Regions from separate parts of the Homo sapiens genome. Here region 2 is linked to region 1. A link is an interaction called in ENCODE POLR2A ChIA-PET data of the cell type or tissue named here. Cell type or tissue: MCF 10A. All regions are shown on one strand. Links, peaks and the distances in the headings refer to the core of each region. The heading gives the core; the rest is flanking DNA. Region 1 overlaps PRKCQ (protein kinase C theta). Region 2 overlaps LOC105376387 (a long non-coding RNA gene).

Evidence for each region. ChIA-PET counts read pairs that join two places held together with the same protein. Peaks named below come from ENCODE experiments on the same cell type or tissue, not always from the same donor. Only the 100,000 strongest peaks of a DNase experiment are listed, where the experiment ranks them.
Region 2: POLR2A ChIA-PET joins it to region 1 with 5 read pairs; 2 of 35 experiments call an interaction of 5 or more read pairs at or near these places.

What each region holds. Positions count from the first base shown.
Region 1 is chr10:6,547,376-6,562,915 of GRCh38, forward strand. All of the region lies in intron 1 of PRKCQ (protein kinase C theta), which reads right to left. Among named protein-coding and RNA genes, the nearest start is that of PRKCQ, 25 kb to the right of the region's middle. In MCF 10A, for the core only: no CTCF peak of the experiment used is centred there; no DNase peak of the experiment used is centred there.
Region 2 is chr10:7,077,415-7,092,954 of GRCh38, forward strand. The region is part of intron 1 of LOC105376387 (a long non-coding RNA gene); the gene reads right to left. Among named protein-coding and RNA genes, the nearest start is that of LINC02665, 11 kb to the right of the region's middle. RefSeq lists an enhancer at 5,494-5,995. In MCF 10A, for the core only: no CTCF peak of the experiment used is centred there; a DNase peak (open chromatin) is centred at 8,627.

The DNA.
Region 1 (15,540 bases), core at 6,290-8,789:
AAACTACTTTAAAGTTCATATGGAACCAAAAAAGAGCCCGCATCGCCAAGTCAATCCTAAGCCAAAAGAACAAAGCTGGAGGCATCACACTACCTGACTTCAAACTATACTACAGGCTACAGTAACCAAAACAGCATGGTACTGGTACCAAAACAGAGATATAGATCAATGGAACAGAACAGAGCCCTCAGAAATAAGGCCACATATCTACAACTATCTGATCTTTGACAAACCTGAGAAAAACAAGCAATGAGGAAAGGATTCCCTATTTAATAAATGGTGCTGGGAAAACTGGCTAGCCATATGTAGAAAGCTGAAACTGGATCCCTTCCTTACACCTTATACAAAAATTAATTCAAGATGGATTAAAGACTTCAACGTTAGACCTAAAACCATAAAAACCCTAGAAGAAAACCTAGGCATTACCATTCAGGACATAGGCATGGGCAAGGACTTCATGTCTAAAACACCAAAAGCAATGGCAACAAAAGCCAAAATTGACAAATGGGATCTAATTCAACTAAAGAGCTTCTGCACAGCAAAAGAAACTACCATCAGAGTGAACAGGCAACCTACAAAATGGGAGAAAATTTTCGCAACCTACTCATCTGACAAAGGGCTAATATCCAGAATCTACAATGAACTCAAACAAATTTACAAGAAAAAAACAAACAACCCCATCAAAAAGTGGGTGAAGGATATGAGCAGACACTTCTCAAAAGAAGACATTTATGCAGCCAAAAGACACATGAAAAAATGCTCATCATCACTGGCCATCAGAGAAATGCAAATCAAAACCACAATGAGATACCATCTCACACCAGTTAGAATGGCAATCATTAAAAGGTCAGGAAACAACAGGTGCTGGAGAGGATGTGGAGAAATAGGAACACTTTTACACTGTTGGTGGGACTGTCAACTAGTTCAACCATTGTGGAAGTCAGTGTGGCGATTTCTCAGGGATCTAGAACTAGAAATACCATTTGACCCAGCCATCCCATTACTGGGTATATACCCAAAGGACTATAAATCATGCTGCTATAAAGACACATGCACACATATGTTTATTGTGGCACTATTCACAATAGCAAAGACTTGGAACCAACCCAAATGTCCAACAATGATAGACTGGATTAAGAAAATGTGGCACATATACACCATGGAATACTATGCAGCCATAAAAAATGATGAGTTCATGTCCTTTGTAGGGACATGGATGAAATTGGAAATCATCATTCTCAGTAAACTATGGCAAGAACAAAAAACCAAACACTGCATGTTCTCACTCATAGGTGGGAATTGAACAATGAGAACACATGGACATAGGAAGGGGAACATCACACTCTGGGGACTGTTGTGGGGTGGGGGGAGGGGGGAGGGATAGCTTTAGGAGATATAACTAATGCTAAATGACCAGTTAATGGGTGCAGCACACCAACATGGCACACGTATACATATGTAACAAACTGCACATGGTGCACATGTACCCTAAAACTTAAAGTATAATAATAATAAAATAAAAAAAGAAGATGTTATACTTAATTCTTAATGCATCCAGCTCAGCTACAGTGAAAGACCACATTGATCCATCCATGATCCATTTATCCATTCATTCACCAGTCTTATTGTGTGACAGCCATATGCCAAAGCTCTGAGGCAGGCACGTATAAGCCATGTTGTGTTATTAGGACCTCTGTTTTCCAAGGGCTTACATTCTAATGGGAGCGATGGAACAGCTCTGAAAACTTAAGAAGCAGTACATGGGGCCATATAAGTAATGAACATCTAGTTGTACACAAAATAAGTGTCCTGGGTCCTTAAGGCAAGAGGAATCCAAGTGCCCTGGGTTGGCTTCTGACTGTATCATGGAGAAAGCAGTATGGAGTTGGGCATGCTGCAATGGGATTCATTAGAGTTCCCTTGGGTAGAATTTATGTAGATAGGGAGGAAGTACGGGATATTCTGGAAGGGCAGAATGCTTCATATGAGCCAACATCAAAGACTGGACTAAAGCAAGAAGTCTGGGCAAGATACTCACTTGGGAAATTCAGAAACAGTCGACTTATTTTTATGATAACTGGAGTGAGGGCAGGGAATCAGAAAATTCCCCCATCATACAAAGGTTTGTCATAGCGATTACTAGGTTGGTACAAAAGTAATTGCAATTTTTGCCATTAAAAGTAATGACAAAAACTGCAATTATGTAGCTTTTCTTATCATGGTAAAAAGCACATAACATAAAATTCATCTTTTTTTTTTTTTTTTTTTGAGACAGAGTCTCACTCTGTCTGCCAGGCTAGGCTGGAGTGCAATGGCATGATCTTGGCTCACTGCAATCTCCACCTCCCAGGCTCAAGAAATTCTCCCGCCTCAGCCTCCCGAGTAGCTGAGATTACAGGTGTTTGCCACCATGCCCGGCTAATTTTTGTATTTTTAGTAGAGACAGCGCTCTCCCCATGTTGGCCAGGCTGGTCTCAAACTCCTGACCTCTGGTAATCTGGCCACCTCGGCCTCCCAAAGTGCTGGGATTACAGGCGTGAGCCACCGCGCCCGGCTGAAATTCACCATCTTAATCATTTTCAATGTATAGTTCAGCAGTGTTCTGTATATTCACATTGTTGGGCATTCATCTCCAGAACTTTTACATCTTGCAAGTCTGAAATTCTGCACCCATTAAACAATAACTCCCCATTCTCCCTTTCCACAAGCCCTGCAATCTCCGTTCTACTTCCCGTTTCTGTGAATTTGACTACTTGAGATACTTCTCATAGGTAGAACGGGCAATATCTGTTCTTTTGTATCTGGCTTATTTCACCTAACATAATTTCCTCAAAGTTCATCCACATGACAGCATGTGAAGGAATTTATTTCCTTTTTAAGGCTAATAGTCTAATATCCCATTGCACTTTTTTTTCTGAGATGGAGTCTCACTCTGCCGCCCAGCCTGGAGTGCAGCGGTATGACCTTGGCTCACTGCAGCCTCCACCTCCCAGATTCAAACTATTCTCATGCCTCCGCCACCTGAGTAGCTGGGATTACAGGCACATGCCACCATGCCCGGCTAATTTTTATATGTTTAGTAAAGATGGGATTTTGCCATGTTGGCCAGGCTGGTCTCAAACTCCTGGCCTCAAGTGATCAGCCTGCCTCAGCCTCCCAAAGTGCTGGGATTATGGGCATGAACCACTGTGCCCAGCCTCCATTGCATGTTTGTAGCATATTTTGTTCATCCATTCATCTGTTGATGGATATGTGGGTCGTCTCCACCTCTTGGCTATTGAGAATCCTGCTGCTAATCGATGTGGGTGTGTAAATATCTCTTCAAGACCCTGCTTTCAATTCCTTTGAATATATACTCAGGGTAGAATTGCTGGATCATGCAGTCATTCTAAGTTTTTGAGGAACCACCGTACTGATTCCCATAGCAGCTATACCATTTTACATTCCCAGCAAAAGTGCAAAAAGGCTCCAACTCTCCACGTCTTCACCAACACTTGTTATTTTTTGTTTTTTGATCTAGCCATCCTAATGGGTTCAAGGCAATATCTCCTTTGATTTGCACTTCTCTAATGGGATTATAATTTGTATTTGCTAATGGTAAGTAATGTTGAGCATCTTCTCTTTTTTTTAAATGTTTATTTTAGGTTCAGGGGTACGCCTGCAGGTTTGTTATACAGGTAAACTTGTGCCACGGGGGTTTGTTGTACAGATTATTTCATCACCCAGGTACTAAGCCTGGTACCTAATAGTTATTTTTTTCTGATCTTCTCTCTACTGTCACCCTCCACCCTCTGACAGGCCCCAGTGTGTGTTGTTCCCCTCTTTGAGTCCATGTGTTCTCATAATTTAGCTCCCACTTATAAGTGAGAACATGCCACATTTGGTTTTCTGTTTCTGTGTTAGTTTGCTAAGGATAATGGCCTCCAGCTCCATCCACGTTTCTGCAAAAGTCCTGGTCTCATGCATTTTTGTGTCTGCATAGTATTCCATGGTGCATATGTACCACATTTTCTTTTTTTTTTCTTTTTTTTTTTTTGAGATGGAGTCTCACTCTGTCACCCAGGCTGGAGTGCCTGGAGTGCACCATCTCAGCTCACTGCAAGCTCCGCCTCCTGGGTTCATGCCATTCTCCTGCCTCAGCCTCCTGAGTAGCTGGGACTACAGGTGCCTGCCACCACACCCGGCTAATATTTTGTATTTTTAGTAGAGACGGGGTTTCACCATGTTAACCAGGATGGTCTCGATCTCCTGACCTTGTGATCCGCCTGCCTCGGCCTCCCAAAGTGCTGGGATTACAGGTGTGAGCCACCACGCCCAGCCCACATTTTCTTTATCTATCTACCACTGATGGACATTTAGGTTGATTCCATGTCTTTGCTATTGCAAATAGTGCTGCAGTGAACACACACGTGCGTGTGTCTTTATGATAGAACGATTTCTATTCCTTCGGTTATGTACCCAGTAATGGGATTCCTGGGTCGAATGGTAGCTCTGTTTTTAGCTCTTTGAGGAATCACCATACTGCTTTCCACAATGGTTGAACTGGTTTACACTCCTACCAACAGTGTATAAGCATTCCATTTTCTCCACAACCTTGCCAGCATCTGTTATTCTTTGGCTTTTCAGTAATAGCCATTCGGACTGGTGTGAGACTGTATCTCATTGTGGTTTTGATTTGCATTTCTCTAATGATCACTGATAGTGAACTTTTTTTCATATGCTTGTTGGCTATCTGTATATCTTCTTTGAGGAAATGTCTACTCAAGTCTTTTGTTCATTTTCTAATTTTTTTTGTGGTTGTTGAGCTTATATAGCTATTTATAGTTTTTCAAGTGTATTATAAAGTGTTTCAGATATACACAAATATAAAAATAACTTTTTATACATGTTTTATATACCTGTATATTCCTAAAAACATGTATTCTGCATACAGCATGTTTTACTAGTTATAAAACACAATATAAATCACTGTTTATATTCTCCTGCAACTCCAGTGATCGTGCCTCCAAGATTCAGGCTCAGTGCGTGCAGTCTCCATTCATTCATTCTCACTGTCTGCAACAGCAGGGCTCAAACCTGTTAGTCTTTTTTTTTTTTTTTTGTCTTTCTAGACAGAGTCTTGCTCTGTTGCCCAGGCTGGAGTGCAGTGGTGTAATCACAGCTCACTGCGGCCTCCACCTCTTGGGTTCAAGTGATCCTCCCCTTCAGTGTCCCAACTAGTTACACTGCAGGCATGCACCACCACACCCAGCTAGTTTCTTTTTTATTTTTTGTAGACACAGGGTCTCACTAGGTTGCTCAGGCCAGTCTCAAACTCCTGACCTCAAGTGATCCTCCTGCCTTGGCCTCCCAAAGTGCTGGGATCACAGGTGTGAGTCGCTGCACCCAACCAAACTTTTTACTCTAAGAATTATTTTATTCTCTTAAAAATTGTGAGAAAAACAAAGAGCTTTGGTTTATAGGGATTATATCTGTCAATATTTACCACATCAGAAAATAAGAAGGAGAAAAATTAAAATTTTTTTTTAATTAAAAATAATGAAAACCTATCATGTAATACGTGAAGACAACATATTTTATGATAAATAATTATGTTTTTCAAAGCAAAAAACATTGAAAAAAAGTGGCACTGTTTGACACTTTTGTGATCTCTTTAATGTCTGGTTTAATAGAAGACAGTTTCTGCGTTTAGCCTGTGGCTATCAGAACATGCAGTCTCTGGAAAACTTCAAGGTACAGAATGAGAGTGAAAAGGAAAAATAGACCTCAGTAATACTGTGAAATCAGTTTTGACTTTGCAAACTCCCTGAAAAGGTTTTAATGATCTCCTGGACCACACTTTGAGAACCACTGCTGCAGATTCCATCGGAATAGACATACGAGGCAGGCAGATCGCTTGAGCTCAGGACTTTGAGACCAGCCTGGGCAACATAGCAAAATCCTGCCTCTACTAAAAATACAAAAATTAGCTGGGCATGGTAGTGTGTTCCTGTGGCCCCAGGTACTCAGGAGGCTGAGGTGGGAGGATCACCTGAGCCCTGGAGGTGGAGGTTGCAGAGAGCCGAGATAGTGCCACTGCACTCCAGCCTGGGTGACAGAGCAAGACCCTGTCTCAAAAAAAAAAAAAAAAAAAAAAAAAAAACAAACAAACAAAAGAAGAAGAAGAAGAAAGAAATATGCTATCCATCTTTTCTTCTATTGATGTTTCATCTTTTCCTTTTTTTCCTTCTTCTTCCTTCCTCCTCCTTCTCCTCCACTTTCTTATAACTCATGCTGCTGTGAACATCCTTGTAGATACCTCCTTGGGAACATATTTGAGAGTTTCGATAGAATACATGCAAAGCAATAGACCTACAAAGTTGCGGTATGCACATATCTTCAACTTTGGCAGTTACTTCCAAATTTCTTACCAAACTTTAAAATCTATAAATGTGTCACTAAATTATTTCTGAGCACCTAAAACTTTAGTCAAGGTTATCCCTGGGAGGCAGGACCTGAAATGTGACTATAATTTTATACATTAAAATATAATTGATAGTACAGAATTATATTTGGTATGGAGAAAGGTCTCTAGAACAAAAAAGTGCAGTGGAAACAGTAAAAAAAAACAGAGTGTCGCAGACATCAAGTCTCGGAGCACTCATTCAAGTAGTAGTTCAAGTAGGGAAGAAAGACTAATTCACCTGTTTGCTGAATTCAGCTGTGTGACCTTAGGCAAGTTACTTTACCTCTCTGGGTCTAATGTTCTCATCTGTAAAGTGCTGCTATTTCGTGATTCTAGGAATTGAAACCCACGACCGTCAGGAAGATTATAGTCTCCTTGGGATACAGGACTCATATACAAAGCAACCAAGGCCAGTTGGTACCAAAGTCCATGCAACGTTGCAGAAGGAACTGCAACTCCGAAGAGAGAGAACTCTCCAGCAGTAGTTTCAGGAGAAAAATGGGGGTCCAAACTGGGAATTAAAGTGTGGTTGGAACTGAATTAGGGGAGATATGTTTGGGGAAGTGAGACAATATGAGAACAGTTTTCCTTTCTATTACTTTGATTTGGCAATATTTAGAGGGTGTTAGCTTAGTTTCAGGGCCTGGGGAAATGCTGTGGCCTCTGGCATTTTCTGTCTACAGCTGGAAATGTAAAAGGCATCTGTAAGCCACATCCACTACATCCACTGTAGAAAGAGGCACGGCTCACTCATCGCCACCTCAGGAACTCTGTCAACTCTTGTGGGGGCTTTACAGAAAATGAAAATGGAAATTGTGTTAGGAAAATGATCCCAATATCAGACATTTCTTTCAATAAGTCTTTTATTAGAATTTACTTTCATTGGGAAGATAATTCATTTCCATTAAAAATTACTAAGTCTACAAAGAATCTAAAACAGAACTACCATTTGAACCTGCAATTCCATCACTGGGTATATATCCAAAAGAAAATAAATCACCCTACCAAAAAGACACACGCATATCTATGTTCGTGGCAACACCATTAACAACAGCAAAGACATGGAGTCAACCTAGATGCTCATAAGGAAAATGTAGTACATAGACACCATGGAACACTATACAGCCACAAAAAAGAATGGAATCATGTCCTTTGCAGCAACATGATTGCAGCTAGAGGCTATGATCCTAAGTGGTGAATGCAGGAACAGATAATCAAATAATGCATATTCTCACTTAGAAGTGGGAGCTAAATATTGGGTACTCATGGACATAAAGATGGCAACGATAGATACTGGGGACAAGTAAAGGTGGGAGGGGGGGGGTCTAGGGTTGAAAAACTAACTATTGGGTACTATGCTCAGTTCCTGGGTGATGGGATCAATCGCACCCTAAACCTCAGTATCATGTAATATACTCCCTGTATCTAAAATAAAAGTTAAAAAAAAAAAAGATCTAATGCTATAGTGACACATGTAAACCTCCTCGAGAAGGATCTGTTCATGTCACCCATAATAGACATTAACACAGACTGGTTATTTGTATACATAACAGGAAAAACCACTTATCTTCCTAAATGATGCGTACACAAACTACTGTGGGAACTTCTATTTCAGACAACAGACATTCAGTGAATAATGCAATCCTCTGGAAGAGAACACTAAACAGAAACAGATTCACAATTCTGTGCTATCATTTGGATGGGGGAAAAAAGACATTCATTGTTGTGTATGCGTATGATAAAGAAAATATTTAATTCAAAGTAGGATTTAGAGAGGTTCAAAGCTTCAGCTGATTTGAATCACTTTAAGGGTAAAGCATTATATCAATTTCATAGCATTGTATTAATAATAAGGTTTTATAAATGGATACCACATGGTGGATTTAAAAAAAAACAGGGTATGGGCCAGGTGGGCACGGTAGCTCACATCTGTAATCCCAGAACTTTGGGAGGCAAAGGTGGGCAGATCACTTGAGATCAGGAGTTCAAGTCTAGCCTAACTAACATGGCAAAACCACGTCTCTACTAAAAAAACAAAAATTAGCTGGGGTGGTGGTGGATGCCTGTAATCTCAACTACTGGGGAAGCTGATGCAGGAGAATCGCTTGAAACCGGGAGGCAGAGGTTGCAGTGAGCTGAGATCGTGCCACTGCACTGAAGCCTGGGTAACAGAGCGAGACTCTGCCTCAAAAAACCAACAAACAACAACAACAACAAAACCAGGATATGGTTTAGGAATGACCTCTTCATTTACAGAGTGTTATACAGCAGAAGAATAACTTATTCCTTTTTCTTATCCCATGATTAATGCTTTAAAAGCAACAAATAGGTTAGCATGAGGGCTCATGCCTGTAATCCCAGCACTTTGGGAGGCTGAGATAGGAGGATCACTTGAGGCCAGGGGTTAGAGACCAGCCTGGGCAACATAGCAAAACTCACATCTCTACAAAAAATTTAAGAAACCAGCTGGGTGCAGTGGCATACGCTTGTAGTCCTAGCTACTCAAGAGGGTAAGGTGGGAGGAATGTTTGAGCCCAGGAGTTAGAGGCTACAGTGAGCTGTAATTGCACCACTGCACTCCAGCCTGAGCAACAAAGCAAGACCCTGTCTTGGGAAAAAAAAAAAAAAAAAAAAAGCAACACTTAATATGAGCTACCTGGAAGAGGCAAATTCATAGAGACAAAGAGTAGAAGGGGGTGGCCTGGGACTGAAAGGAGAGGGAAATGGAGAGTTACTGCTTACTGGGTACAGAGCTTCTGCTTGGGTCATGAAAACGTTCTGGAAACAGTCATGAATCTAATTAATGCCACTGCACTTTACACTTAAAGTGGTTAAAATTGTAAATTTTATGTTTATTTTCACTACAATAAAAAACAATGAATTATGTAAGCATTTGATTTATTGCTGAATTTGCCAACAATCTTGGCTTTATTTTTGATCTTATTCCTGGCCTGTTTATTTTCCAATTTCCTAAACGGGCTGTCCCACACTTGTTCCCCTTATGTCTCCAAAACCATGACTCTGCCTTCTCCACCTCGGCAGATGAGCTTGTTAATTTTAAGGAAAAACTGGAAGCCGCAAGACATAAATGGCTCAACTTCCTTCGCTCTGGTTCAACTTATCCCAGTCTCCATCTAGTTCTTCCCTGAATGCCTCATGCATACATGATCCTAACCCTGTACACACTCTTGGAATTGTTCTTTTCTTTAACCCCTTGCCATTCTTGTGATTTCTGCCTGTCTCCCACTCCCGCTTATAAACACCCTCCGGTTTTGCAACCTCTAACAACTTCTGCCGTGGCTTCTCCCGCTGCTATGGCCTTACCTCCCTTCCTTCACCAACCAGCTTCCTGAACCATCTTTGCTTCCTCCCCTTCCATTCGCTTCTCTGCCCTCTGCCATATGGATTCCTCCAGCCAGCACTCTGTGGATCTATCTTGCTCCCTGCAAGAGCGCTGATGACTTGGTCATTTCCAGACCCTGCGGCTGGAAATGGTCTTCCTCCTCAACCAGAGACCTTCTTCCTTTTGTTCCAGAGACCTTTCTCTATACCAAATGTAACTCTGTACTATCAATTGTATTTTAATTCAATTTCTTGGTCTTCCTCCTTGACACTGCACAGGACACTGTCGACTCCCTTCTTCTCTCCTGCTCTCCTTCCCTCTCAGCTCACTCTTCAGCTTATTCTGTTGGTTTCACTTCTTTACCTAACTATTTTGGAATACATTTTGACTTTCCTCCCCCTTTTTTTTAAACCAACATTTCTGGTCAATCTCATCTATTTTGATGGCTCCTATGACCCTCTACCTAGTAGTAGCCTCAAAAAGAATATCTTTCTTGAACTATACATTCACTTTCTTCGGTCCCCTGTATTCAACTCCATATTGGACCTTTCCAGGTGATGTTCCACCAGCCCCTCAAACACAACTGAAACAAACATGAATTCTACTTTTTCCAGTGTCTGTACCTCTCCTCTCTGTCCTGTCTTGATCAATGGAATTACCACTTACTGAGTCTTCCAAGCTAGAAATATTGGAACCAGCTGAGTTCTCCTTCATCTTCATCTCCTCCAACCATCTACGCAACAAGTCCCATGGATTTTTCTGGTTATTTTTGTTGCATTTCATCACTGCTCTTCAGTCTTTTAGCTCTGGAACTTCAGACATTTTCTCTTAATAATTTCATGATTCCAATAGATGTTTAATTACTTATCCCCTTGCTCTTTCACGCTGCCTTTTCCACCCCTACACGGGCCATGTGAGCTGTCTTTTAAAAAAATCTCTTCCTTGCTTTGAAACATGAAGCAGATTCTCTTTGTCTGAACTATAAAGTCCAGACTCATGACCCACACAACCTCTTTATTACAGATCAACTTCAAAATTTTAAGGGGATTCCATTATGGCTAAAGATATATATTAAACAAGGCATTTTAAAAAGATGTTTTGGTTTCTTAAAATGGATCCTTCTGAATAGCCTTGAAATTGTTCAAAAGAACTCTAAAGAAAACAATCTTCCCTTACACACTACTAAAGATGTAAACAGACATACAGTACTATTTTGTTTTTTTTAAAAAAGGCTTAGTAAACACAAAGAGGAGTTACATACTGAAACCCACAGCTGATTTAATTTGCAAAACCACAGCGTTAGCTTGACTAAAGTAAAGATGACACAGATAAAATGCAACCAGAAAACTGAGATAAAAGATACAGGATAAATAACTTAAGCTGATGGTTTAGCAAGCAAACATCATGGGTGTAACATGAAGATCTGAGAAGTGACTTCGGTCCAGGAAACTCACTCCACAGAGTCCCTAGGAGCAGCAGGTTTTTAGGAGAATCACAGCATGCTGGAATATCGTCATCTATTCTTGCACTTGTGAGGAGGTGGTCACCGTGATGCAGGAAGAGAAATAAGATTTTAAAGTTGAAGTTGAGGGGTCTAATTTCTTATTTTACTATTTTTATCTCTATGTTAGGAAGATTTGGGGAAAATTCTCAGAGACAGTCTTTATCCTTAGGGTGTAAGAGAAGGGGGCGACGAGAAACTTCATTCAGAGCTGAACTAGGGCTATTGATTCTCCGGTGAGACATTTAGAGAGTCCCAAGTGCATGGTCACGCGCAGAGAGGCAGGTCCCGTCAGCGGTGACATGTGCTGCCGTTAAAAGCAGGGCAGAAGGTGAGAGCTTGGGCCTGGGCTGCATGAGTGGGAATTAATCAGGCAATTCTTGGGGTTCTTTCTACTCATTGGCCTATCTGCTAACATTTCAGCAATAGGCAATAAAAAGTTAAGGTTTAAAAAGAAAAGTTACGTATCCTCATTAGGAACATAAATGACCACAGTCAGATACCTTATACTACGCTCACTAGGAAGAAATATTCATTAGTCACCAACTAGGTGCCAGGAAAAGAACTGGCAAAGGAACTTCTGGGTAATAAAAGAGCCCTGGTCCCAGCCCTTGAGGACTGGGGCAGATAAGAGCTGTGCATTGTTTGGGCCAGGGAAGGAGGGACATGCCTTTTTCTAGATCATCTAGTGACTCCTTTGTAATTTTTTTTCTTTTGAGATAGTCTCGCTCTGCCACCCAGGCTGGAGTGCAGTGGCAGTTTCGGCTCACTGCAATTTCCACCTCCTGGGTTCAAGAGATTCTCCTGCCTCAGCCTCCTGAGTAGCTGGGACTACAGGCATCCACCACCACACCCAGCTAATTTTTATATTTTTAGTAGAGATGGGATTTCGCCAAGTTGGCCAGGATGGTCTCGAACTCCTGACCTCAGGTGATCTGCCTGCCTCGGCCTCCCAAAGTGCTGAGATTACAGGTGTGAGCCACCGTGCCTGGCCTGTATCTTTTTCTGTTAACCATGATTTTGTGGCAGCAAGTACAATATCAGATATTTTTCTTCACTCTCCATCAAAAAAGGAAACATTTAATAATCTAAAAACAGGCCAGGTTCTAGAAATTCTCTTTACCTCTTCACCGTCTTTGTTTTATTGTTCTTTGAGTTTTGTGTGTGTGTGTTTGTTTTTATTGATACATCATATTTTGCATATTTATGGGGCACATGTGGTATTTCGTTACGTACACAGAATGTGTAGTGGTCAAGTCACTGTATTTGAGGTGCCTGACTTTACCTTATTTGTGTGTTATTTACTTAGCTATTGTCTTTCTACTCCAAAAAAAAGTAGGCATAGGCTTGACGAGGGTCAGTACCTTTCTCCTTCTCTTCTCCCCTGTATTTTAAACGCCCAGAAAAAGCCCTGACATGTTAGGTGTTTGATCAGTCAACATTTAGTGACTGAATAAAACCCAGCTTTCCCCTTCTCCTTGAAAATATCCATTTTCTCTTTGTTACTGCCTAAGCCACCCTAATGGGTGAAGGGAATCTCAGCAGTGCTTGCATTTTTAAGAGGATCTGTGTCCCCTAAGATCCTAGCTGACAGCATTTCAGGTGCTGGATAGAATAAGGTGTAGGGAGAACTTTCTGGAGTATTTTGAGACTAGGTGAGGAGCGGCGTGCTACAGGCAGTCATCCTTGATTTGCTGGGAAGCCTACTGGAAGGAGAAAGAAACCCCTCTGTGCTGTTTTTGGTTTTCACAGCTTCTTCTTCCCCTCCATGACTGAATCTAAAAACCTTCTGCAAACACTGGCTGGGAGGCAGCGCATCATGGAACCATCAGGACAAAATGAACCCGTAGAAAGTGTGGCGACTTTGTCTCCGCCCCTGAGATAGTGTTTCACGGATATGCTGCACTTCGTGGCTATTCTAATTTTTCTCCGTATTCATTTTCAGGCCTAATGCTTACATACTCAGTGAATTGTTCAGCCTCTGAAAATGTGTCTATTTGGTCAAATATAAATAATCCATTTTATTTTCTATTTTAGAAACCAAGCCAAAACAAAGTATAGGTTTCTTGAAATTTTAAAAATTATTCTTTTGAGGCCAGGCGCGGTGTCTCATGTCTGTAATCCCAGCGCTTTGGGAGGCCGAGGCGGGTGGATCACGAGGTCAGGACATCAAGACCATCCTGGCTAACACAGTGAAACCCCATCTTCACTAAAAATACAAAAAATTAGCCAGGCGTGGTGGTGGGCACCTGTAGACCCAGCTACTCAGGAGGCTGAGGCAGGAGAACGGCATAAGCCTGGGAGGTGGAGTTTGCAGTGAGCCGAGATTGCACCACTGCACTCCAGCCTGGGCGACAGAGGGAGACTCCATTTCAAAAAAAAAAAAAAATTTATTCTTTTCAAATTGCTGACTAAAAAATTCTTCCTTGAGGCTGGGTGCTCATACCTGTAATCCCAGCACTCTGGGAGGCCAAGACAGGCAGATTGCTTGAGTCCAAGGGTTTGAGGCTAGCCTGGGCAACACAGCGAAACTGTGTCTCTACTAAAAATACAAAAAGTTAGCTGGGTGTGGTGGTGTGCACCTGTAATCCTAGCTACTCAGGAGGCTGAGGTGGGAGGATCACCTGAGCCTGGGAGGTGCAGCCTACATTGAGCTGAGATTGTGCTGTACTCCAGCCTGGACCACCAGAGTGAGACCCTGTCTCAAAAAAAAAAAAAAAAAAAAAAAAAAAGAAACAAGAAAAAAAGAAATGTTTCCTTGAATAAGGGTATCTTTTTGAACTTTTTGGAATCTTGTGCTTCAGGACCCTGTCAAATATTACTAAACAATACATATCTGAGACAATCAGAAATTTGACGTGAACCTACAATTGATTTACATACACAGAAACACACTGACTCAAAAGTCAATTAAAAAGTTACAAAGGCCTATGCCAAAAAATAATTTATGTAGATCTCACAGTATGACAGAATAGATTACTTTTTTAAATTCTCAGAACGGCTCCATAAAGTTGAAGTTCAAACCTCCAAGTTATGACTCAAGAATGTTAATCTGGCCACCATTCTCGCTGGTTTTTAATTAAACAAACTTTCTTCTTAACAGCTCTTTGCAAGTGACAGTCGTCAGTACGTATGTGTGTGGGTGTGGGCATGTATGTTGATATGATAGAACTTGCTGTTTTTAATGTGTTTAGCATGTTATTAAACACAGCATGAAAGAGTTGAGGAAAGCAGGAAGAAGGGAGGAGAGTTCAAGCAAAAAGTAAAGGGAGTTGGAGATCTGAGGTGAATAAAAGTCTGAAAAAGCAGATTAGGATTCTAAAATAAGCTTTTAAGGTTTACTTAAAATATAGTTTAAAATTTACAACATTGTCAGTTCAAAATAATGCTGGTAGGAAGGAAATACATTGAGCCACGGACCTGGCATCTGGAGATACCGGAAAGGAAAGAGAGAGGGATTGAGGTGGACGCTCGTGGGTAAGGAAGAACGAAGGAGAAGCCCACTCAGGCTTGTCTATGAACTCATCTGTGTGGTTCTCCTGCAGGGCAGCCTCATAAATGCCCCGGTCAGTGCTGGACCCCAAAGAAAACCACTGTGGCCATCTCCTGTCTCCCTCACAAGTTTTCCCTGAAAAGACAACAACTTCCGGAGTTCCATGCGGTTTTTCAGCCTTTTCCAAATCTCTCTAAACACCAGGAGGAATGTTCACATGCTTCAGCAGAGAGACGCACGCTTCAGGGCCCAGCAGAGAATGCCTGGAGAAGAACCCAGCCAAGCCGACTGGATCTTAGCAGAGCTCCCGGCTTGATGATTATGCTCAACCAGAGTGAGTGTTCTCTCCATTACTAACATAAGTAATACATTGGACAGCAAAACAAGGAAATAGCCCCAAACAGTAATTGAGATATAAAGGGAGAAGGAAGTCTCAAAACCCACTTCTCAGAATTAACTCCAATGTCAGGTAGTATTTTTAAACATAAGTCAGTAGATAAGGTATAGTCCCAAAATCAGGCTTTGCTACATGGAGTATTAAGAACACAGATCATGGCATCAAACTGCTTGAGTTCAAATTCCAGTTCTGCTGTATGGTAGCTCTGTGGCTTTAAACAAGCTATTTAACCTCACTTTTCTTATCTGAAAAATGAGGATCATAATAGGATTAAATGGGTTAATGGATGCAAAGTGATTAGAACAGTTACTAGTAGACAGAAAAAGCTCAGTCTATGTTAGCTATAATTATTATATACTCA
Region 2 (15,540 bases), core at 7,427-9,926, 530 kb after region 1:
AAAATGTTGGGGAATAAAACTGACCAGCAATAAATAGGCCCATTGCCAAAGAATTAAGGCAATGTCAACAAGTGATTAAAAGATGGTAGAACTCCTCAACTTCTAACTTCTTGGTTTTCACTCAGGAAAATGGGCAAGCATTGTTCCAAAGGAGAGAAGCTTCAATGTAGGAGGAAATATACATGCTATTCTCTTTCACAGAATTCAAATCCAAAAGCACCTTTCATGAAGAGCTGAAGTTTGGAAACAAGCTCACAGATTTGGTCTCAAAGGTAGTGCCATAATGAGGGAGAGAATTGGAGGGGAACAGAAGACATGGCAGACAAACATGACCCCAGCCTTGAGGAAAGAAGCAAAGGTGAGCTTTAGGGAAGGTAAACTGCTCAGTGTGAAGTGCTGTAAAGGAATTCTAGAACAGAGCTTCCAACAGGTGACTTGGAATATTACTAATTATTACAAGATTGTTAGGTATCAGTCATGCCAGGGATATGTCAGAAGCCTGGTGTATTTTATTTCCTGAGGCACTCAATGAAGCCTCTTATTCTATCTTTGAACATTTCTCAAATGAACATTTAAGAAATGAACATTGGCTGACAGCAGGATAGATGGCCTTGGAGCTGTTGAACAAGCAGGCAAGCTGAAGGAGTTTGATTAATCAAAGTTAACCTTTCACGGGGCAGTTAATGGTGCAGTAAATAATCATGATGAACAACTTGGGTTTGGGATATGGGCCTGTAGTCGCCAGCTGGATGGCAAGTTACTTAACCTCACTCGCTGAGCCTTAATTTCCTCATCTGTCTCTAAATGGTCGTGATGATCATGCTGAAATCCTGAAGTTGGGGGCTGAATGAGGCGGTGCCTATATGAGGGTTTACACGGGCCAAGTACACTCAATAGTAAGTGCCCACCAAAGGTCACCTCACAAGGCTTCTATCCCATGGGTTTAAAAACAATTGGCTCATTCATCTCACAATTTCATTTCTGTATCTGGGAAGCATCTGCAGCTGAGAAAGCTTATCGGCTTGCTAAGTTCTACCCCAACCTGACCTCTGCAATATAGAAGCCACTCCATAAATGTACTTTTCCTGCCTCCTATGTGCTTCTCCCTCCAGTGCTGAGTATTTTGATAGCATTTTCTTTTCTTAATGAGAAGCGAATTCACAACTTAATTTTTATTTTATTTTAATTTTATCTTTTTTTTGAGATAGAGTCTCACTCTGTTGCCCAGGCTGGAGTGCAGTGGCGCGATCTTCGCTCACTGCAAGCTCTGCCTCCCAGGTTCATGCCATTCTCCTGCCTCAGCCTCTCCGAGTAGCTGGGACTACAGGCGCCCGCCACCATGCCCAGCTAATTTTTTTGTATTTTTAGTAGAGACGGGGTTTCGCCGTGTTAGCCACGATGGTCTCAATCTCCTGACCTCGTGATCCGCCCGTCTCGGCCTCCCAAAGTGCTGGGATTACAGGCGTGAGCCACCGCGCCCGGCCTAACGTTTTTTATTGTTGTAAAAAATGCATAACACAATTTACCATTGTAACCACTTTTAAATATATAGTTCAGAAGTCATGAGTATATGCACATTGTTGTGAAACAGATCACCAGACCCTTTTCATCTTCCCAAACTGAAACTGTCTACCTGTTAAACAACAACTCTTCATTCTCTTTCCCCGCAGCACCTGACACAGCAGCCCACCTCCTGCCCCTAGAATTTTGACTGCTCGAGGGACTGCACATGAATGGAATCAGTTTGCATTTGTATCTTTGTACCAGGCTTATTTCACTTAGCATAATGTCCTCAAGGTGCATCCATTTTGTGTACGTGACAAAATTTCCTTCTTTGTTATTAAGGTTGAATAATATTCCAGGGTGTATAATAAAAAAGAAGTCAGCATCACTAATACCAAAACCAGGAAAGAACATAACAAAAAAAGAAAACTACAGACCAATATTCCTGATGGACATAGATGTAAAAATTATCAATAAAATACTAGCGAACCGAATCCAACAGCCTATCAGAAAGATAATTCACCATGATCACCATGATCTAGTGGGTTTCATACCAGGGATGCAGGGATGGTTTAACACACAGAAGTCAATAAATGTGATACATCACATAAACAGAATAAAAAAAATCATATGATGATCTCAATAGATGCAGAAAAGGCATTTGACAAAATCCAGCATCCCTTTATGATTAAAACCCTTAGCAAAATCAACATACAAGGGACATGCCTCAATGTAATAAAGCCATCGATGACAAACCCACAGCCAACATTATATGGGACAGGGATAATTTGAAAGCATTCCTTATGAAAACTAGAACATGAAAAGGATGCCTATCCTCACCATTTCTATCCTAGCCAGAGCAACCAGACAGGAGAAAGAAATAAAGGGCACCCAGATCGGTAAAGAAGAAGTCAAACTGTCACTGTTCACTGATGATATGGTCGTATACCTAGAAAATCCTAAAGACTCCTCCAAAAAACTCCTAGAACTGATAAATGAATTCAGCAAAGTTTCAGGATACAAAATTAATATACACAAATCAGTAGCTTTGCTATACACCAACAGCGACCAAGCAGAAAATCAAATCAAGAACTCAAACCCTTTTATGATAGCTGCAACAAAATAAAAATAACAATACTTAGGAATATGCCTAACGAGGGAGGTGAAAGACCTCTACAAGGAAGGCTACGAAATTTCCTTTATCCATTTATCTGTCAATAGACACTGGGGTTGCTTCCACTTATTGGCTATTGTGAATGCTGCTATGAACATGGGTCAACAAATATCTTTTCAAGTCCCTGCTTCCAGTTCTCTTGCATAAATATTCAGAAGTGGAATTGTAGGACTATATGGTAATTCGATTTCTAATTTTTTGAGGAACCACTACACTGTATATACCACATTTTGTTTATTTATTCATCTGTTAATGGATATTTGGGTTGCCACTTGCTTTTTAAGCTTCTATGTCTATTTTCATTTTATTCACCAAGTGTGACGTGTGCCTAGCATGTCAGCAAACCAGCATCACAAGGGTCCCAGGAGCACAAAATAAAAGGAAAAGACCCTGCCCTGAAAGTCCTAGCAAATGCCTTTAAATTCTCCCCAGTCCTCAAACAGAGCTCAGGACATTATAACCATGTCCAGGAGTTGCACACTACTGGTTTCTTAACATAGAATTTTCCTCTGAGACAATCTCCATCTTAAGTAGCCTTGTAAATAGGGGAGAAAAACACTCAGTGGCAGTCTCATGGCACTAAGGATATTTCCATTCTTCATCTGAAAGTCTAAGCTTACGGTTTTCCCTTTGGTACCCAGTAAATTGACAGAAGGCACTGGGTTTATCCTTGCTTTGCTCTTATAAGTCATTACGGAAGGATGGGGCCAGCTTCTCCCCTGCAAAGGTACATGGAGGTGACTCTTACTCAGGAGGGGAAGCTAAATACCACTTGAGAGGAATGGGCATGGAGAGGAAATCTTATAGGACCTCTTCTGGAAGTAGAAATTTAGAATTGAGCTGCGCATAGAGTTTTCTTGCATGTTGAATTGGTCCTGTTTAATTGCTACATCCACATTCTTCTTCCCACGCTTGTCACAGAGCAATCCCAGGCTGACACGCCCCACCACGGAGCTTCCCAAACCCAACAGGCAGGGGAATCTCCGGCACAGTAGAGTTTCCTAGTGGGTAGGATACCAGGACCCTGACTCAGCTCTAGGCGTCTCCCTGCAGCTTTTGCCTACCCAGGATACATCCAAAGTACTCCAAGCTTGAAAGAGAGTATGAGGCTGCACTCCATTCTGAAATGAACAAAAACCAAGAGAGAAGCAGTCTAAATCCCTTCACCAACACACCCGATTTAAAGCATGAGGGTGGGCCTTGGGGGGAAGACAAGAAGGAAAAGAAGAAAGAAAATGATGCCAACTGGGCTCCAACCCTGTTCACAGCCTGGAATGACACCGGCAGATGGCCTCGGTTGGATCCTGCCTCCCCACTCATCCTTCCTAGGTTGGGCAGGTTACTTCCCTCCTCTGCCTGCATTCCCCAATCTGTGAAATGGACACAATAACCCATGCTATGTTCTTAAACAGTGGTGGATGCAGAATAATTCCTCGAACTAAGTGGGGCCCACGTGGGAGTTCTAGCACTGTCATTCCTGTACCTTTCTCTCCCCAGTTTCCCTGCAGGTGGGCGATGCAGGTGCCCACCTTATCTCTTCTCCACCAAAACCTGTGCTCAGGAGAGAGACAAAGTGTCAATCATTTCTACTGAATATGAATTTGTGGCCAGTGGGGTTTCCTTTTTAAAGCTTCATCAGTGATAGTGAAATATGATGTTACAGGACATCAGTGAGCACCAAGGGAATCATTTTAGAGAAGAAGCATTTGCTTCCCAGAAAGTCTGAAAACCCACTCTGTGGGCAACATGGGCAGCCAGCCACCCCTCTGCCCAGGACCAAGGAGCAGAGATGTGGCTATTGCCTCTTGCAGCTCTTGTCTGTGCTGGATCCGTGTCCCTACCCCTTAAACAGCCCTGAGTAGAGCTGTGTCACAAAACAGCAACTGTGGGTACCTTGGAACTGAAGTCCATGGAGGAGTTGAGGCATCGCTTTCTCAAAAGGAGCGACAACATTCCATTTACACAAAACAGTGGCCTAGTGGGGAAGGTTTCTTTTAACAAACGATAGTGCTTTTTATTCAATGGTTTAATAATTAATCAGTGGAATGAAAGCTACATTTAAAGGAAGTGGATGGAAAATCGATAAGTAAATGCACATCACTTCTTGTGAGAATAAAATAGGCTTCGGCAGCTGGAGCAATGAAAAGCTCTGTTGCAAACATGAATCCATCCCTTGCTCTTCCTTCCTGCTTCCCCTGTGTGCAGTAATTGAGGGGCCAAAGGGTGGGAGCATCTTCCCCATTTGTCACATAGACGGGGAAAGTCCCAGCCCACGAATGCTTTTTAAGGTTTTCAAAAACAATGATTAAAAGACAGATGCGTTTTGGATGGGAAGCTGTATCTTTGTCTTTTTTCAAAAACAAACAAACAAAAAAAGTAGCAATGCAAGTTCTCCACCCTCTCAATCCCTCTATGCTTTAAAATACGAACAGAAATGGAAAACTGCAAAGCTTGAGACACCTATGCTCACTAGAGAAATATTTCCAGCTACTTCTGGTGAACACATTTAGGATGCATCTGACACCACCCTCAAAATATTGACTTTATGTTTCAGTGAATATGAGGATTTATCGTCCCTTGAGGTAAATATTGACCTCCGTACTGCCACAGTCAATATTTACTGTGCTTTTCATTTCGATAAATCTTGCTATTCACCCAAATGAGAATTCAGTGCTGCTATGGCTAAACTAGCTGGAAGGAAAGAAGGCAGAGGAAGGCGAGTGCCCAGAAGCTGCATAACTCCACTCTGCATTTTCTGAAAAGGGGTCCCTGGCTAGCAGACACATCTCAGAGCAATTGTTAAATGGGTGTGATTTGCATTAGGCATTGCCCCCTCCCTTTTCACATTCTAACTTCTCCTATATACTATTTAACCCAGTTCCCTTGGTCCCGTGTAATTCAGTCAAAGAGAACCATCCCGATAGCTCTCTTCACTTTGGTGTACTGAAAAGGACTTGATTTGCTTAGTACCAGCTAATGGCTTGGCTTTGTGGAAGTCTCCCTGCCATACCTCGCTGTCAAAGGAATGCATTTCTAACTGTGGGATTCTGCAAACAGAGGCACATCCCTAAGGAAGCTGTTTTAAGAAGGACACGTCTGCCACATTCCATTCTATGGGCTGAATTCCAAAGAACTAAGATATTTCTTCAAACTCTGGCTAATCCTCTACACTCTGCTAAGGAGAGAGGAACTTTGGCATTCCTGAATGAGTCCTTAGGACCCTACATTCATCCTCTCTTAGGAAGCTAAGACATCCATGAGTTGGTCTCCAACTCTCGTGTTCAGAATTGGAAAGTGAGTACAGCAGAGTGGGGATAAAGGGAGGGGTGATTAGAATCACCCCAGAGAGTGTAATGTCTGAGACACGGAACATGCAGCACACCTTTTAAATGCTCGTGGAGTGGATAAAATATATCAACATCCATTGGTTTGAGGACTATTCATACTTATCTAGATGGAGGTTGGTGTGATGTTGGTGTAGTGACCTTCTAAATATTCCCAGTAGGAAGAATAGAATTTTCTCAGCCTATTCTGAATAGTCCCCCAATCCTGACTATGAAAATTAATTCATTGTCCCAGAAGTTTGGCTTAGAAGATTTTCTAAACTTCAGTTCATTTGAAGTTTGGTTTTTAGTCTGAATATTTATACTTGTCTTTCAAAGAAGTCTGTGGACCACATTACTTATTATTTTTTTCTGACTGATTTCACTTTCCTAGACCTCCATATACGTTATGAAAATTTTTAAGAGTTCAGTGATTTGCTGAATCATAGGTTGCCAGAGAAAAAATACTAGAAATTATCTGTTTCACTTTGGTTATTTTACAGATGAAATTGAGGCTTCTAATGCTGGTAAATATGAATACATTTACATTCTACTACCCACGCATTAAGCTGGATAGAAAGGGGGAATGTCATAAAGTGCAGGAATTTCAACAGATACTTTCCTAGAACATCATAAATGCCTGGAGCTGGTGGGAACAGAAGGAGGAGGGATCAATTTTTAAATTTGGTTTAATTTGACATTTCCAACTATCTAAGTACACATTAAAGTTTTCGTCCTCTCTGCACATTTCTCTCCATTCTTAATTTTTAAAATTACTCAATTTATAGATAAGAGAGTCAAATAAGTGATTTTAGAAGGCCCATAGTATTGATCTACTGTGCATTCATTTCAATGTGCTTTAACAGGAAATGTGTAGTCGTTTGTAAATCTGTCTTGGATGCTAAGTCCCTGAAGAAGGAAATACATCGGTCTCTGTCCAGCATCCCATCACCTTGTACATAGTGTTGGAAGCTTATATCACTTGCAAGTGTATTTAAAAATAGAGTTGCTGGGCCTCAGATATGGTAGTTAAAGGAAACCCGCAACTGGGCATTGGAATCCTGTTGCAAAATACCTCGCAACGAATCCGGTAAGAGGCAGTGATGTTCCTGCAGCTGCACGGAGTAAGGACCAGATGCTTGTGTCTGTGGTTATAAAAGACAAACAAGCAAACGTGTGTTATTTCTCCAATCACCTACAGTTTAAAGAAGGAGCTGGAAAACATATTTTTTTAACCTACGAAGTTACTAGGAAATACAAAGACCTTGGCAAAATAGAGAAGCTGGCTGGCTTTCTTTGAAAACCTGACAAAATGCATTTATCTGACTCATCTTGATGTCTTCAATGGACTCACAGGTTGATAAACAAACAGGAGAGAACATCAATTCATCCTTTTATTTTCAGCTGTGCTTTCTGTGTACTTGACTGTCCATTATGTAAAGCTGAGAAGTGGCTCTTTGATTGTGTTCACATTTGATTAAGAAACTCTGTGTTTGGCAGACCAAAATATACCAAACTGTTAATTGCTTTTTAAAGGAGAATTATGACACTTTTAACAAGCCACATATCTTACTGAGCCTTGTTAGAGTGGATGCTCTCATTCTGCGGAACTGTCTTATTTTGAGATTTGGGTCCCTAATTGCTTATAAACCATACTGTTTATTGAGTATTAACTGTGGCATGGCAGTTTATTATGGGAACTTATTGCTTAATGCCTATAAAAAGCAGTCTGAATGAGCTACTCTCTGCCTGTAGTGTCTCTGCTCCCCAAAACACACACACACATACACGCACTCACAAGCTCACAGGGCTACACTTAAGCTCATCAACTGCAAGAAGTATTGGCAGAATTACGCAGAGGCAAAGCTTAGGTAGCACGTTGCTTGGTAACCAGCAAGTCCTCTGTCGATTCTTCAGGGTGTCAGCCATACATTTTCCTCTGCACATTACCTACAATGAAAAGGTCGGTGACCCAATGAAATATCAGATCAAGTCAAACTATTAACTGGACAAATGCATTTAAAGTGCTCTTGTCCCCCGGTTGGGTCTGATTAGTATACATTATGGTCTTCTGAGGCAAGCATGAATCATTAATAGATTCAGACTCCGCTGCTCCCTGCAATGAAACATCATAACTCACTGTGGAGTAATGCAGTGTGTTGTGTTTATAAGATGTGGACCCTTCACTTAGTGTGATCTACAGTGTTGTTATTTTGTGGTAAGAACATAGCTCCTTCTGTTTTTGTTTTTGTTTTTTTTTAACATTAGTAAATAGTGTTTGTCATTGCGTTAAAAAAGAAAGAAAAATCTTTCCCCAGAAAAATCGTTCCCTGCCTGCCTGTGCCTGCATGGGGGAGGGGAGAGTAGCTTGGCCCGTAAATAGATGCATTGTTTTTTTGCTCACTCTATGAAACTTTTTTTAACCTCCTCCAGTTTAAAGTCAATTGTAATAGACCCAGGCAGGAAGAATCTCAATTCTGAAAATTAAAGAAAGGCAAACAATCTCAAGACAAAATTCCCGGAATTGAGTTTGAACTCTGACCTCTCCTTGTCTTCTTCCCTCTTCGGTGACTGTGCTGTGGCAGCCAGTTGGTTTTTGTATGAGAACCTAGAAACTGGGAATGTCTCCAGCTCTGCTTTCTCCCCCTGTGGCTAGAACCAGAAACTGAAGCTTCTGTGAGCTCAGCCATTTGTAATTTGACCTCTATGTGTCTAAATTAAGCTCACCGGGCAAAAGTGACTGTATGGTAGAACTTGGGTTTGATTATCCCTGCTACCCCTAATAACCCTATTTAATCCACATAAACACATTTTGTGGTGGGAAGAGGGAATACAGAACAGTATGATTTGCACGCAGCAGCGCTGAAACATTAATACTTACCCTGGAATGTACTCCCAGCTCCAGCCGACAGCCAGCTATTCTGACACTCATGACTATTGGGTAAACTGAAACACTATCTGACACGTCAGTCTAGCAGGCATGTGCTGAACACCTACTGTGTGCTAGGCACGGTGGGTGCTAGGATCCAAGACGACGCTCTCAGCCTGCACATCCAACCACAGCGGCAGACGTGGGAGGAGCTTAGTCCTGCAGCCGCGTGAGTTCCTTTACTTGGTTGAGTGGCAGGAATCTAGCCAAGAGGATGCCCATATCAATTTCTAAAGAGTTCATTCCACCCACAGTTCAAAAAAAAAAATGATGTATTTATTTTTCCATGGGAGTTAAGGAAGAAAACGCCCCAAACAAATGGAACTGGATAACTTGTAAAGAAAGATGATGGCTAACCTCGTGAAATGTTGGGCGACGTTTCATTCTGTTCTGTAATGCAGAGTTCAGCAGTTTCCATTCTTTGCTTTCCTTTCTCTTTTTGCCTTTACTTTGTGTGCTTGCCTCTAGTCTATTTCACAGGGTCCACAGAATTAGGGACCTGGACACTGCCTCTCAGGGAAATCATTACCAAGTCCCCGGTGCTTAAAGTTCCTATCACACAGTAGCAGCTCCTACATGTGTCTTCCTTCTCATTTTCTCTAGTATATAGCCACTGCTCTTCAGAGCTGCTACCAGTTGGAGCTGCCATTTAAGAAAGTATATACATAACAGGTACCAAATCTCTGAAATCCTGAAACTCTGGCTATGTACATCTATCACATTTCCGCTGTTTACAACTCCATGTCAAACGTATGTTTGTTAAAGCTACCTTTATTTCCAAGAATGTGGCAGCCGCGGGCATTGACTTCGGAGGCATAGCAAAGTTTCTCGACATCTGACTGTGCCACATAGCTCATGTAGTCCATCTGTCCTTTCAGAAGTGTCCCCAACCTGTAGTCATCTGGGTAAACCACCAACTTTATTGTTATGGGCTGAATTACATCCCCTAAAATTCACATGTTATACTCCTGACCCCCATTCACTCTGAATTTACAAATGTAATTAAATTCCAATGAGGTCATTAGGCTGGGCCTTCATCCGATCTGACTTGTGTCTATATAAGAAGAGGAGATTGGGACACAGACACACACCAAGGAAAGACAACGTGAAGACACAAAGAGAAGGCACCATTTGCAAGCCAAGGAGAGAGGCCTCAGAAGGAACCAACCCTGCCAACGTCTTGATCTTGGTCTGCCAAGCCTCCAGAATGATGAGAAAATACATTCTTGTTGTTTAAACCTCCCAGTCTATGCTACTTTGTTATGGTAGCCCTAGCACACTAGTATATTCATGCTTACAACAGTATCAGATTGCAGAGAAAGAAACATCAAAACATGAAATCAAGTGTTAGACTAAATTTCACTGTGCTTCAGGACAAATAGCACCCGTGGACAAATACATGTGCTTAAATGTTTATCTGGATTAGTGTCCAGATGAAGCCAATGGGCTTTAGTTTCTATCTTGGCTACAAAGCAGTGCGGGCAAAGGGCCATGCCAGGCCATTTGGTCTGTTTCTCTTCTGTTGACATCAAGGACACCCACTTGGAAGATGCTGGTTTGCCACCTCTAAGCATATCCATGTGAACATGAGATTCATTCTGAATACAAAAGGAAATTGGGAATGCCAAAGGAAGGACTTGGGCCGAGACCAGGAGGGAAAACTGGCATTCGTCCAGTTAGAAGACCTACGCAATGATAGAAAATGCAATCTCCAGCAAGTCCCTCATTCCATTATGTCTCTGTGTAATGGGAGACATAACACCTCCTTTCCTATATTAACAGTCAGAGGAGAGGTCATAAAACAACACAGTGTATGTATTAGGCCAAAAGCTGGAACGGAGGCTGATGAATGTACCAGGAAAGGACCATTAGCAAAATGATGGATTAAAGTTCTGTTTACATTTCTATTGGGATGGATCCTCGCTTGTTAGTTTAAGTAATCCTGTGCTTTGATTATAGCCATCAGCACATAAAAACAGGCTCTGTTAACCTCGAAGGTGTAAAATTCTAATGTGCTCATAGAAACTCAAGAACACTATCATTCACTGAAGTACTGGGGACTCCGAAAGAATGAAGGAGCCCTTAGTTTAAAAAAATAATTAAAGTTGTCAAGAAAGGCAAAAATAGGCCCATGGTCTATGAATAGCTCATTTTGCATTCTTTAGGTACATGGATCTGCTTCTTCCATTAGGTCTGTAAGACCGAGGATTATCTATTTCAATTTGGTCATTCTACAGATGAAATTGAGTATTCTAATGCTGACAAGTATAAATACATTTATCTTCTACTACCCACAGGTAAAGCTGGATATTTCCTAGCTTGTGACACAATATTTTTTATTTCCTACTCTGTAGCTATACACACCCCACTTCCAGCTCCCTTTCTTGTAGAATTTACCTCCTCCCAGAAGAGCTGAAAACACTAGATACTTTCCAAGGCTCCTTCCATTCTTCTGTTGCAGCTAGAGCATGGGCATGTGATGCAACCCAATCCTAGCCAATGAACAAGAGAGGAAGTCTGCTGAGAGTTTGGGGGTGTATTAGCCCATTCTTGCACTGCAATAAAAAATACTTGAAACTGGGTAATTTATAGAGGAAAGAGGTTTAATTGGCTCACAGTTCCACAGGCTGTACAGGAAGCATTGCTGAGAAGGCCTCAGGAAATTTACAATCATGGCAGAAGGTGAAGGGGAAGCATGCACGTCTTACGTGGCTGCAACAGGAGTAAGAAAGATGGGGGAGGTCCTCCACACTTTTAAACAACCACATATCATGAGAACTCTATCAGGAGAACAGCACCAAAGGGGGAAATCCACTCCCATGATCCAATTGTCTCCCACCCGGCCCCTCCTGCATTGGGGATTACAATTAACATAAGATTTGGGTGGGGACACAGATTCGAACCATATCAGCAGGACTTCTAAGAAAGGTTGAATTCCTTAATAAAAAGAGTAATAGATGAAATGCTCCATTTCTTCTTGGGTCGATAAAAGTCACATCTATATGTGAGGTCAGGAGTAGTCAATTGCAAGTATGAGGGCATGAGCCTAAGGTCCAAGCCATGACACCAAGAAAGTCTGAGTCACGACACCAAGAAAGTCTGAGCCATGAAACCAAGAAAGTCTGAGCCATAACACCAGAGATCATATCCCAGAAAGATGGGACGAGCTTCAGTCCTTGAACACATCCACAAGCCACTGAACGAACCTGAGAACTGTCTGCCTGGACTTCAAGTCATGTAGGAAAATAAATGTCCTCATTGTTTAAGCCACTTTTGGAAGGTTTTCTTTACTTCCATTTGAAAACATTCTAATATACATGTGGCTTTTACAGGAATCGGGACTGTTGCAATCCTAGTAAGTTGTGTAGTAGTTTCTCTAACTAGAGTCAAACATGACAGAGTCACCAGAGCATGAAAGTTTAGAGCTGAATGAACCTTAGAGCTCATTTTATACATGAGGAAACTAACGACATAAGGTTAAATGATTGATTCATTCTAGTTCTTGCATCTTTTCTCTCCCACCCAGGTCCTGGGAAGTTTATTGGCTAAAGTTCACACTTCAAGCTGCCCAGTGCTTCCCAAGGCAGACCACAACTTCTGAACCAAAAGAGACCAGGAAAATCGCCTGGACTTGCTAAATATCATTGAATGGAATTCCATAGGTGGTCATTCAATGATGTTCTCTCCTGAACACACATTTTCTAGAAAAATCTTAATCTATAATTCAGGACATTCCTCAAGCTCCTGGGGAATTGCGGAAATAGAAAAAAAAAGTAGCCACTGTCCTTTTTCATACTGTCCAAGAGTGAACATATGAAACGTTATTCAGTCTAATTCTCTGCTGCGTGAGCTGAAAGGAATCATGGGCTAGGAAATCCAGGAATAGTGATAGTCATCACAATATTGATGTGAATTTTACAAATTAGAAACTACAAACACACACACACAAACACACACACACATATACATTTTTTAATCTTCTACTCAGCATTACCTTGTAATACAGGCAAGAAATATTACTTTTGCTAACGTAGAGAGAGAAAAAAAATAACTGAGGCTCAAATTGTTAAAGACCAACGTGATCTGGTAAGCCCAGTTTTTCACTTTGATTAGTGGCTTCCTGTTTACTTTCTAACAAAAGTATAGCTATTTTATTTTAGAAGAGCCTAATAACATTCCTTGACTGGAACTAAAAAAAAAAAGAAAAAATGCTAGCAACGATTTCAGCCTCCTCCCTAAAAACAAATCAAGGGAAACTCAATGTTCCTTTTTTGTGCCTGGAAGGAGATGCTGTTTAGTTAAGCTCAGCTCTCAACCACGGACAAGGGTGAGCAATGGGCTGGCCATGATTCAATATAATCTGTCTTCCTCTAACCTAAGTGCTCTTATAAACAATACAAATTAATGTTCTACTTCATAAGATAGATGCCCGTAAAGTGCTTGTTATTATGGAAATGTTTCATGCGTGACCATCAGCAATGTCAAGACATGAGAGATTATGTTCCCAAGAAGGCGTTATTAGTTTGAGTTTAATTTGGTTTATTGGGCAGTACACTTAAAGCACAGGAGAAATGATTATTGCCAGTAACAATAACAATGATGATAGCTGGCATGTTTCTGCCCCTTAGGCAACAATTCTGGTATGAAACCTGGTTCTTCTTGATTTCTTCATTGCCCAAGCACTTAGGGCTCAAATAGGCCAGGAACAATTTTATCGAATGCCTACTACAATCAAGGTACTTTCCTAGGCACTGTTGGCATTTATTGAGTGCCTTCTGTGTCCAAGAATCTTTATTATCATTATTTCTAAATTCCCAACAATCTGTCCTGGCGCCTATGATTATCTGCCTTTTGCAAATGGTAAAAGAAACTAAAAGAATTTAGGAGCCTGTCCTCCTAGAACATATACTCTTCAGCTCACATGTCTCAAAAGGCATAAGACTATCAACTAATACAATTGGAAAACTTGCTTTAACATCATGACATTACCAATTGAACAGCCCCACTTCGAAAATAAATTAAATTGACATATTAATCTGTTGCTTTCTGTAACAGGGTTTTATTTTAACATGCCTTAAAAACTGCTTCTGTGTAATGTAATCCCAGCACTTTAGGTGGTCAAAGCAAGAGGATCACTTGAGCCCAGGAGTTTAAGGCCAGCTTGGGAAACATGGTGAGACCCCGTCTCTTCAAATCTTACGTTTTGTTTTTTTTTTTTGAGACAGATTTTTGCTTTTGTTGTCCATACTGGAGTGCAATGACATGACCCCAGCTCACTGGAACCTCCACTTCCAGGTTCAAGTGATTCTGCTGCCTCAGCCTCTCGAGTAGCTGGAATTACAGGCGTGCGACACCATGCTGAGCCAAATTTTTTTTTTTTTTTTTTTTTTTTGGTAATTTTGTAGAGACAGGGTTTCACCATGTTCGCCAGGCTGGTCTCCTACTCCTGACCTCAAGTGATCCACCCACCTTGGCCTCCCAAAGTGCTGGGATTGTAGGTGTGAGCCACCGCGCCCAGCTGCCACACACTTTTAAACAACCAGATCTTGCAGAAGCTAACTGAGCAAGAACTCACTCATTACTGCAAGAACATCACCAAGCCATTCATGAGGGATCCGCCTCCAGGACCTAAACGCCTCCCCCCAGGCCCCACCTCCAACACTGGGAATTACATTTTAACATGATATTTGGAAGGGACAAACATCTAAACCATATCAGCCCCCTATGACCTTTGAGTTTTAAATAATCTTGGCTATTCTAACACTTTCAGAGGAATGAGACGCACAGCTCTTACGATTCTCTCTTTGAAGCCACATATTTCCCTGAAATGCTTCATGGACATTCGTCTGACCCTGCTTAATAGCATGTATCATGTTAAATCATTCTATTTTTATTTGTGTGACTACTTAATGTATGCATTTCATCTACATGGTCAGCTCCCTGTGGGCAAGAATCCCAGTGTTTTGCATCCCAGTGAGTTCCCAGAGTTGACGAGGGCCTCACCATTTAGGAGTGTGTGGATGAATGAATGGCAGAACCAACAGCTTATTGCATGTTACAGTTTGTGAAAATTCTTTCAACATCTTGTTTTCAAAGGTCCCTTATAATGAATATAGAAGGTATGTAGAGTAAGGGTCATTTTACAGGGCAAGAAACTGTGGCACAGGGCAATTGGTAAAAAAAAAAAAAAAAAAAAAAATCCTAAAGCTGGTAAAGGGTGGATTTAAGACTCAAATCCAGACCTTCTCTCTCTCTGTCTCTCCCTACCTTGTCTTTTTAGTATTTTCCCTACTTTAGACCTTATACACACAGGCACTTTTCCTGTACCCAAACTACCTAACCAAAGAAGCAAGGTTTCAGCTGGTCATTTCTTGAATGATCACAGAACAGGCCCAAATGGTATGCAGGGCTTTGATTCAAGTGGTCCCGAACTCAGCTGGGAGAAGTGTTCTCATCACGGATGACACAGAGTATAGAGCTGAGAGCGCAGGCCTGAACACGTCCTGTTCAACCCTCAAGATCTGTGTAGCATGAACGCATCAGGGGAAACAACACACACTGGGGCCTGTGGGGAGTGGGGGGAGGGAGAGCATCAGGAAGAAGAGCTGATG